Regions from separate parts of the Mus musculus genome. Here region 2 is linked to region 1. A link is a contact called in ENCODE POLR2A ChIA-PET data. All regions are on one chromosome and are shown on one strand. The core of a region is the stretch at or near the end of the contact, and the rest is flanking DNA. Distances in the headings are between cores, read along the strand shown. Region 1 has its middle 14 kb from the start of Gm40925. Region 2 holds the start of Hivep1 (human immunodeficiency virus type I enhancer binding protein 1).

Region 1 (5,216 bases), core at 1,660-4,159:
ATCATAGCCAGGAGCAGAACAAGTCAGAAATGATGGGGGTTTAACGCCTCCAGGAATAACTTCCCACCAGGCAGAGACAGATGTTCTAGCTTCCTTGTTCTTCCTCTGGACTGATTAGGAGAGAACCCGGCCTCCCAGGAAAAGCAGGAGGAATGAGCTGGGATGCCCACAGTGAACTGCCTTCTCAATACCTTTGCACTGGCTTTCCCACCTTCCACAGCTTAATTAAAACACTACTGCTGGGTGTTTGTCAGGATCATCGTAAATTAGATTCTGTATCTCAGGGTGTGCTTCAGGAAAACCCCAAATATAACCACTTCAGTGGACCCCAGATCCATGCCACGTGAACACTGCTCAATGAGTTATCCCTAATCATGCCAAGAGTGACCTTGTGTTTCCACAGAAACTTGGATTTATCACCAGCAGACACACACACACACACACACACATATGCATATATGCATAGATGTGTATATATATGTATAATATATACATATATATATACACACACATACACATATATACACACACACATATATAATGGCACTCATAGAAAGATGAAAATTGTTTAAAAGCAAGAACCACATTGAAGGTGCTGTAGTGTAAAGCATTTTCTTTTCTTTTGCAACCTGCCAACTCTTTTTTCCTTATTGACTTAAATCAGTACATATTAATTATACATAATAATGGATTTCAGCATGACATTTTCGCACACGTACATCTCTTCAATCACATTCACCTCTGAATCTTTTACTTTGCAACTTAATGTCATTCTAAGTAAAGAAAATTAAATCTAAAAATGTCTGGGATGAGTTTTATTGCTGACCTTTATGTTGTAAAATGTTGGTTTAAAAATTCAAACATAAAGGTATTTAACATGTATGCAGCTCTCTCTCTCTCTCTCTCTCTCTCTCTCTCTCTCTCTCTCTCTCTCTCTCCCTCTCTCATTCTCTCTCTTTCCCTGTTAACTTGTATCATCACTTTGCCTAAGTCAGGGAAGCAAGATTAGACAGAAGGGACATAGGGTGTCCAGTCATGTTTCTTAAAATCTCAGTCAGGGTCTTCATTCTTTATTCAAGACAAGTTCTGGCATAAACGGGACAAAATCAACATCCTTCCTTCCTTACTCAGTCCTAGTCACCCTTCACTCATATTTTCTTTCAGTAGAATCTGTGCTCTTGGGCCATCTCAAATTCTAAATGTGAGCCAGCATCAAGGACCAAAAGATGCATTTCCTGTCATAACTCAGCTCACCTGTGTCATACTAAAGTCTTCAAGTTAGATAAAACTATTAAGGGCTTCAAGATGGCCACAGTTGTAAGTGAAACCGGATTAGGAACTCTTTTGAGTCCAGGGCTGTGTCAATGTCATACACCTGTGACACTGGCTTTGATGAGAGAGGTCACAGTACCTTAAGCATCTGGAAGCTGGAATCATGATTCTGCAAGGCACTCAGTTTCTTGGTCCTTGGAATCCTTAGAGGATGGATGTCTTAAGCATAATAATTACAAAAGTGTCATTGCTAAAAAGTTTACTATTCTACCTCTTTAGATTTTTTTTTAATGTTCAGGGAGTTGTCTTTGATGATGATGATAATGATAATGATGATTTTGTCAGCTTGCTACAAGCTAGGTCGCCCAGGAAGAAGAAACTTCAGTTTATGCCTCCATAAGACTGTCACGTAGTCTTATGTTGTCGGGGACATTTTCTGGATTAATGATTGATTGGAGGAGAGCCTAGATTGTTGTAGGTGGTGCCACCCCTGGAGAGGTGGTTCTGGGTGCTGTAAGAAAGAATTCTGAGCAAGTCATATGGGAGCAAGCCGGTAAGCGCACCCCTCCCCGGCCTCTGCCTCGGTGTCTGCTTCCAGGCTTCTGCCTTGAGCTCCTGCCCTGCATTCTCTTGATGGTGGACTCTATCCTGTCAGCTGAAACAAACCCTTTCCTCACCATATTGCTTTTGTTCAGGGTGTTTTGTCACAGCAAACCAAACTAAGACACAGGGTGTTTGGAGACTTCCGGTCTCCCTGTTCTCACTGGTAACCCGTTAAAACAGTGGTTCTCAACCTTCCTGATGCCGCAACCCTTGATCCAGTGCCTCACGGTGTGGCAACGGCAAACATAGAGTCACGTTACTTCATAACTGTAATGTTGCTACTGTTATGAATTGCAATGTGAGTAGCATCGTTTTTCATTGGTGTTAGGCCACCTCTGTGAAACAGTCATTCAACCCCCCCACCCACACACACACACTCACACACTCACACAGGGGGGATGGTAACTCACTGCTTTAAAGTGTAAAAAGAAAAGAATCACAATAGCTTTAGAACATGCTTAGCTAAGGTAAGCAACATTCTTTTGAGATGGATTTCTGCTGTTAGTTTTTTTCTTAAATGCTGCTGGCTTTGAAGATATCTCAGTAAGTTTTATACTTGAATGCACCTATGATCACACACACACACACATACTACACACACACATACACACATACTCCAAACAAACACACACACACACTACACCCTCCAAGCACACACACTACACACACACATACATACTCTATATACAATTCATACATATACTACACACAACATGCACACACACTATACACACATACACATACACACACTACACACTCCATGTATACACACACATTCCACACATACATACACAAATACACTCTACACTGTCCACATACAAACACTCACTCCACATACATACTCCATACACATATACAAACACACATATACACACAGACACACACAACCACACACATGGTGTTCTCTTATGCCCATGGAAAATCCCCATGCCGCCTCAGCTTGCCTTAGTCACCAGGGCTGCTGCTTGTGGTTCTGGCTGGCTTCCAGTGTGTGCCCTGCCCCTGACTTGGCCTGTTTTAGCTGTTGCTGTAACACCTGCTGGTTCTTGGGTCAGGAAAGTTCCTTAGGAAGAACATTCTGCCCTTTCTGAACACGACTTCCAGCATGGGCACGCACGCACGCTCGCTCGTGTGTGTGTGTGTGTGTGTGTGTGTGTGTGTGACTTCCTAGAAACCACGGTTGCTTCCAGCCAGGCGCCAGAGCAGCTCTTCCTGGGCAGGAGGTCATTTCAATAAGGGCCACTGGGGCTTAGTAAGCAGAGAAAAACTGCGCATTCCCAGACAGGATGTTGGGAAGACGCCCTGAATGAGCCTTGCTGGGCAAGAGACGCCAAGGGGACAGAGAATGTGGGCCAGTACCCGAGGAAGTTATTCACGAGCCTGCTGCTGTTTGATAAACAGCGAAGCAAAGCCTTCTTGAACAGCTAAACTAACAATGCGCGAAATTCCAGAAACTCTGCAAACAATGACTGGACATTCCTTGTCTCTTATTTGCTTATTTGTGCACTAAAACCTTTCAGAGACAACAGAAACCAGGGCTCTGACTTGGGTTTGAGATTGGGAGTGGTGTATGTAGCATGATGCGCTAGCTGTGCCCTGCTCCAACAGCCTCCCCTCCTTCAGGTATCAGCCGCATCCCAGGAACCCTCGCTGCTTCCGGTACCTTCTCACCTCAAACTAAAGTCTACCCGCAGTAGTACGAATCCTGATCAAAGTAACAGGTCAAAAGCACAGACTTCCACGGCTCACATGACTGAGAGATGTAACTCTCAGTCATGTTAGGAGGGGATCTAGACATTTCTCATGTAGCCGCCTGACTTGGATGAGATATTCAAATGTCTGAGGGCACATACTTCCTTTTAGAGACATTATTAAAATTATGAAATGTATACACACACACATAAAGCATACATAATTATGTAGGCATCTAATTACAAAATAAATAATATTATTATTGTATACATAAATATCTTTAGATTATTAGCCTACAGATACTGGCATGATGGATTTGTGTGTATATATACACATTGGTATGGGACATATATATGAATATATGTCCTACATTTGTCCATGACTGATATCAATTCTTCATGACAAGAAATAAAAACCCTCTCTTGTTCCTCTTCTCCCTGCTTCATTAAAATTACACTTGAAGCTTCTATTGCGATGCTCCCTCTTCTGTCACAAACCACCCTCCGCACCCTTCGTTCCTGTTCTGCTTTCTTCCAGTTGCATTCATAATTTTCAGTGCCCATGCAATATATCTGCTGTTATTGATTTTTTGTCCCTTCCTCCCCTTTCTCCTTTGTGAAGTAAGTTTATAACATAGGATAGCTGATAGCAAACATCAAAATGAATGGATTAAGAAACAAATCAGGCCATTAGTGAGGTATGCCTTTGGCTGTGTGTGCGCGCATGCACAGGCTCGACAGTGCTTCTAGAAATGATTGGCCCGAGGTCGCTCTGGATGTCAGTGACACTGTCCCATGGGCTGGGGTTCAGACAGAATAAAATTATATTTCCACAGAACAAACAAAGGAACTTGAACCATCTGCAACAAAACAGAGGCATGAACCTCTGTCTAAGTCAGAGCCCTCCATGCTCAGACATTTCTGAAAGTACCCATCTCCACAGTGCCGGCTGAAAGAGGCCGGCTGCAAAGAGCCCTTCGGAGGCCCCGGCGACTTCTGGAGCTCCTGTGTTTGTCTCTGTCCATCCTTTCGGGGCAGGAGTTCCCATACTCTAACCTTCTGATAAAGCTCACCACATACTGGTATGAAAAAGACTTCAGTCATGGTGGGATGGAGGAGAAAGAGATGAGGGTTCCAAGACACCCAGAGAGTCCTTTCATGCACAATTACATGGGCTTCTATCAGGACCCCTGTGCTTCTGTGGATAGCTACAGAAAAGCACATGCTCAGATGACCCCACCCCCACCCCATCCCCAATAAACACAACTCATCTTGCGGTTCCCTTCCAAATCTGAGGTGAATAAAGAGTCCTTGGGCAGCTGGAGCTGTTTGGAAGTAACTTTCATCTTGAAATCTAATATAAGGCAGAAGCAGCTGACTATGAGAAGTGTTTAACATTGAAACCAATCGGTTTGTGACCAGTGCTGATCTCGAACACCCCAGTGGTGATGTTCTGGGCTGGATGGAGTCTGTAGTTGAAGATTTTTATTTGGAAAGCTAACGAGCCAGCCCAAAGACCTTCCAAACAGACATAATGGCTTAATTATTACTTTAATCAGAAGGTCAAAGCTTCTAAAGGGCAGCTTCCTTCCCTTAAGGTTTTTCCACACCCCCTGGCTTTATCCACAGCTGACCCAGTCTTCCCACAGT
Region 2 (5,216 bases), core at 688-3,187, 390 kb before region 1:
GACACCTTGCCCATTTCCTCTGAGAAGATAACATTTACCTACCAAGGACAATCCCCTCCCAAAGGGATGAATGACACAGCAAATCATGAAGACATACTTTGGAATCAAACCTGACCAGGTTCAAGGCCAGGCTTTACCCCATTCTGTGTGGCCTTGTTCAAGGTACTTAAGCTCTCAGAAAAGAAGATCAGATTTCCCAAGCTGTAAAATCAGGAAACATTATCCACCCCAAACGGGCTAAGGACTGAGGAGTAAGCTACACAATGTAGAAGCTTTGCCTACCACATGAAAATGCTGAAATATTAATTCCCTGGAAGAACGCCTCTAAGGTAAAGAACATGTATCCCAGACTAAGGTTTTAGATGTATGTTTTCACTTTAGTTAAAACGCATAAGGAAAAGGCGGCTATTACCGTGCTTGCGACTGTAAGCAACACGGCTCTTAACACGGCTATTAGTCGGCATAACACAAACTATCCCCAATCTAACGCCAGGGGAAGAATAAGAAACAGGACGGTCAATGATGGGTGAAAGATAGAGCTCCTCAACTCCCCCTACCACAGAGGCATCAGCTATAGCATCCAAAAAGGTTTTGACTGCACAGAGAATTTAAAGATAAAGCTGTAAGTGTTCCGTTCCGTATTAAAACTAAAGCTTTTAAGCGGTCACGATATTACGAAGTTTTTAAAGCGTGAACTCGGATTGTAAGCCGATCACGTGACCTCCCACAGCTCCCAAGCTTAAATGTTAAAATATGCAAATTCCCAACCTGTAACAGCTTTGTGCGACCCGGTTTTGCAGCCTCCAGCCCCCCTGTCCCTAGCTGTCCAGCCCACATTTAAATCCGCGGTGGAGAAGTGGTTATTTTCAAAGACGACAGCACCACCGTGGCGACTAGGACCAGTGATCGACCATTCTTTCTCGAGAAAGAAATACATACTACAAGGTGCAAAAACAGGACACAATCAAAAAAGCGTAAAGACAGTCACAAGGAGAAAAAACATGAATGAATGTGGAGGGCGGAGCCTGGGAAAACCCCTCTGCAACGCTGCACTGAACAAAGCGCTTCGCATGCCAGAAGGAGGGGGGAATGGAAGTGCCAGCTCCGGAAGGAGCCTAGAGTGGATGCGGAGAGCAGGAGGAGGAGGAGGAGGAGGACAGAGTCGGCGAGAGCAGCAGCCTTGAGACTCCTCCTCGCGCCAGCCTCGCCACAGCCCCCTCCCCTCTCTAGCCGCAACTCCGGCTGGAGCCCGACCCCGCGGCGAGCCCAAGCCGCCCCGCGCCCCTACCCACCGGCCCCGACCCACCAGCGGCGGGCGCGCGCCCTACGGGGAGGGAAACTACCCAGGTGGCCCGGAGTAAACAGGCACTCCGGGCAAAGACCGAAAGGGAAAGCGAGCCACAAAGCCGGGAGGTGCGGAAGCCGCGGCCTGGTCTCCCGCAGCCCCGCCGAGCCCTCCTGCGAGAAGCGGCCGCGGCGACCAGGAGGCCGGCCCTCCGTACCTGCTGGGCTCGCAGGACCGCAGCTCCCGCCGCCCGTGCGGCCAGGACCCGCCGAAGTGGCAAGCGGCTCCCGCACGCAGCATCCCCTCCGCAAGGTCGGCGCCGGCACACGCGCACACACTCACTCACACGCACACCCGCGCGCCCGCCCGCCAGGGGGAGGTGGTCCCGGCCCCCGCCCCCCGCGCCGCGCTCTCCCGGGTGCAGCGCCCCCACCGCCGCGCCCGGCCCCGCACCCGTCGGGAACTGCGCTGCACTTGACAACCGGGACATCAGCACAAGCGGAGCCTCCTCCCGACGGGCACCGAGGCGCGAGCTGGGCGCGGGAGGGACCGAGTGGAACCCGGCGGGAGAGCGGCCTTTACCTCTCCCGGGTGTCCGTGAGGACGGCTGGCAGCGCGAGGGCGGCCAGGGCGAAGGTCGGCGGCTTCCCCCCGCGCGTGGGCGGGGCAGCAGGGGATCCCCGGGGGCGGCGGGGCGGGGGCTGCGGCGGGAGGGCGGGCTCCTGTGAAGCCGGCCCGGGGCCCCCTGCCGCCCCGCCCGCCCGCCCGCCCGCCGCAGGCCCCGCCGCGGGGACCCAGGACGCAGGAGGAGGCGCGGCCCGAAGGGCGGGGCGGGGCGGGGCGGCAGCGGAGGCGGGGCTCCGCGGCCCGGGGAAGCCCGGCCGGGCCGCAGTCGGGGGCGGTTGGCCCGGGAGGAGGGGCGGGGCCGGGCGGGGCCGGATTCTCTTTACCGTCTTTTGACTTTCTAGAGCAGGCTGTGGGCCGGCCCGGTGACGTCATGGTGTCTCCCAGCCCCGCCCCTCGCCCTGGCCCTGGTAGGGAGGAGGAGGAGGAGGAGGACCCTGGAGGGAGGGGGGACCCCAAGGGGGTTTCCTCTGCTCCGCGTAGAGGGAAGGGGAAAATCATAGTGAAACTTGAAACGCATTAACTTTAAAAAATAACTTTTAAAAAAGAGAGAGAGAATGAAAGGGGGCTGGGTTGTTGACTTGGAGGGTCAGAGGGGACGTGTTATTAAGCCCTAAACTGAAACCACTTTTTTGGTGGCGGATGTTCTATTAAAAGACCGAGGAAAGCCAAGGTTATTCCGGAGAGAGCCGGTGCTTCCCAGAGCCTAAGCAGCGGCGAGCGCAGTTAACCCCTCCTTAGCTGCCTGTCAGCTGGGGACTAACCCGCGAGGGAACTTTGGAAGCCGAAGAGGGGGTGCGGGGCGGAGCCACCCAGCAGGCTTCTGGAACTCTGGGGGAGTGAACAGGGAAGACAGACTAATTTATTACAAACCAGAGTTTGACCCCGGCTGCTAGAAAGCGTTAGAGAACGGGAACTGGAAACTTCTGGAAATATCAGGAGAGCTGACTCTGGGGAACGAAGCAGGTTTTCAAGGGTAGGCATAATACTAGCAGTTTGAACTTAAAAATTACACGCATCCACAAAAAAAAAAAAAAGCCGATAGAAGATTGTACGGGCCACCTCAAAGTTGGAAAGAATAAGGTGTTAAAAAAAAAAAGGCGCAAAACAAAAATATTCTTTGTTAAGCGATCATACGCCCACTAACAGCTGACCATCTGTGCAAACTTGTTTTGCTCCCTTAGGCTTTCATAAAGATGTCCAGGTCGTTCCTGCTAACGGTTGACCCCTAAAATCCCCCGAGGAAGTCCTACCTCTAGCTTGCTGGAGCTAAGAAAAGCACAAAGCCCCAGAATGGAAATTATTAAAAATGGAATACTTGGTAATGGCAAGCTTAGAGCCAAAAATAATGTTTTGCAGAGGAAGAAAATATGCCTACCAAAAAGTAAATTTGGTCATAGGAGCAAAGATTATGCAGCTAGAAAGCTCGGGTGGTGGGTAATACTATGTCAGCCTTACAATGAAAGAGTACCATTTTAATATTCCAGTAAGATGTCTTCTATTTTATTAAATGAAATACCCAATGGGTAGGATTCATAAAACATATAATGTAGTTCCCCTCCCCCAGCCGAGCTGTTTGAACCAAAAGATAAACATGCAGACATAGATAATGTGTTAAGATTAAAAACAAAAAGTCTTCAGAAGTCGAGTTTTTGTTACTTGAAACAGAAAGAGAAGAAAAAAAAGTTAAGTGCCAGAGAGAAATTTTTAACTCAATATTTGCTGAAGACAACAGAAATGTATCCATGAACCCAGGATGTCTCCAAGATACAGCAATGCTAAGAGCGTTTGAGAAAACTGCATATCTGGTTTTGATTTGTCATTTTACTGTGTTTTCTTGAGCAACAAACCAGTATTAAAACTTCTCTCTGAGATAGTTAATATAAGAACACTTTCCTGGTAAGTTTTCTGAATTGTCTAAATGCGTTTTTTTTTTTTTCCATACCAAAATGCAGGGAAAGGCAGCTATGTTAAATGTTAAGTAGTTGGTTTCGGTTTGTTTTGTGACACAGTAAATAGTAGATCCTCAAATAGCAAATAAACGGAATTGGATGAGTGAACCCGTCCAGCCCGGTAACTGGTAAACTTCAGCTTGAACTGTCAAAAATCCTTGAACAATGGGGATCCCAATGATGGCTCTAGACTGGGAAGGCAGAGAGATTCCAAGGGGCCTCTTTCTCTCCATCCAGCAGGCCAAGTAAGAGTCTTTGTTGCGCCCCTTGGGAGACGTAGGGTCCTGTGGGTACTCTGACCTTATCTCTCCCGCTGAGCATCTAGGGGAGAGCATCGGTCCAACCCGAGGCCGCACCCGAGCGTCCCCCAACCCCGGTTCCCACGCATCTGCCCGGCGCTGCCTGGCTCGGGCTCCCCCTTGGCACGGCCCCGTGGCTCCACGGCACCGGCCCTCCGGCCGGTGCGGCCAGCAGCGCCACCGCCACGCGGAGATCCCGGAGGTTCCTCCTGTTGGCCCCGGGTCACACCGCCCGCTCGTCCCTCCCCTTCACCCTGCGAGCTGGGTTTTCCCGTCCACCAACGAGTCCCCTCCCCCCGGCCCCCACTCCGGCGACCCGGCTACAAACCCTCCCCTGCTCGCTCCCAGCAACTGTCCCCCCTACGCCCGGGCTCTTCCCAAGCCAAGCAGACAAAAGAACGGAGGGAGGAAAACTTACCGAACTACAAGGCAAAAAAAAAAAAAAAAAAAAAAAAAAAAAAAAGTCTGCTCCCAAGCTTCCTGGTTCAACTTTTCATTTTAAAAACAAAAGCAGAAACCAAAAGCCTCCTAGGTTGGAAGTGGGCGTGAGAGGAAACGCTGGGGGAGGCGCTTGGTTCCCTCCCTGCGCTGCCCCCCCCACCCCCCCACACCCCCCTACCCCGCTTTTCTGGCCCCTACCCAAAGCTTTGATGTTATCTGGTGCACCGCCTACGTGGGTTATACCTTGAGCTTGGTGCCTGGTGACAGTCAAGATAGTCTCCTCTGTGGGTGCTGCTAGGAGGCAGCGCAGCAGGTGGCCAAAGGACGGAATCCTGGCTCTAGCCGGTCCTGGAAAAGGACCTTTGGGGCTCCCTTTCTCACCTGAGCTGAAAAGGGCTCTCCCAGCTAGGAATCTTTGTCTCAGAACTGTGCTACGTTTGCTGTTTGAATCAGAGAAGGAGGTCTCCCAGATTACATTCTTTTTCCTTCCACTCAGAACAAACTTGTAATAAGATCGTTTGGATGTTTCCCCAGGCTCTGTTCAGTTTTTAGATCTCAGCTTTGGAAGCAGATATTATTTTCTTTCTGAGATATTCCTGCAGCCTTCAAGAGACA

The links. ChIA-PET counts read pairs that join two places held with the same protein, here RNA polymerase II (POLR2A).
Region 2: POLR2A ChIA-PET joins it to region 1 with 32 read pairs in Patski. The contact joins the promoter of Hivep1 here to the enhancer-like site in region 1. POLR2A ChIA-PET finds 5 or more read pairs at or near these places in 2 of 5 experiments (Patski and embryonic stem cell).

What each region holds. Positions count from the first base shown.
Region 1 is chr13:41,660,583-41,665,798 of GRCm38, reverse strand. No RefSeq gene overlaps it. Among named protein-coding and RNA genes, the nearest start is that of Gm40925, 14 kb to the left of the region's middle. Within about 2 kb of position 2,909, at least 3 of the 3 ENCODE cell types and tissues checked have a DNase peak (open chromatin) inside an H3K27ac peak, as active enhancers do.
Region 2 is chr13:42,048,742-42,053,957 of GRCm38, reverse strand. Hivep1 (human immunodeficiency virus type I enhancer binding protein 1) reads right to left here and starts at 1,937. Exons shown (of 9, transcript NM_007772.2): 1 at 1,868-1,937. It overlaps Gm28707 (a long non-coding RNA gene), which reads right to left. Exons shown (of 2, transcript XR_001780922.2): 1 at 4,845-5,216; 2 at 3,391-4,182.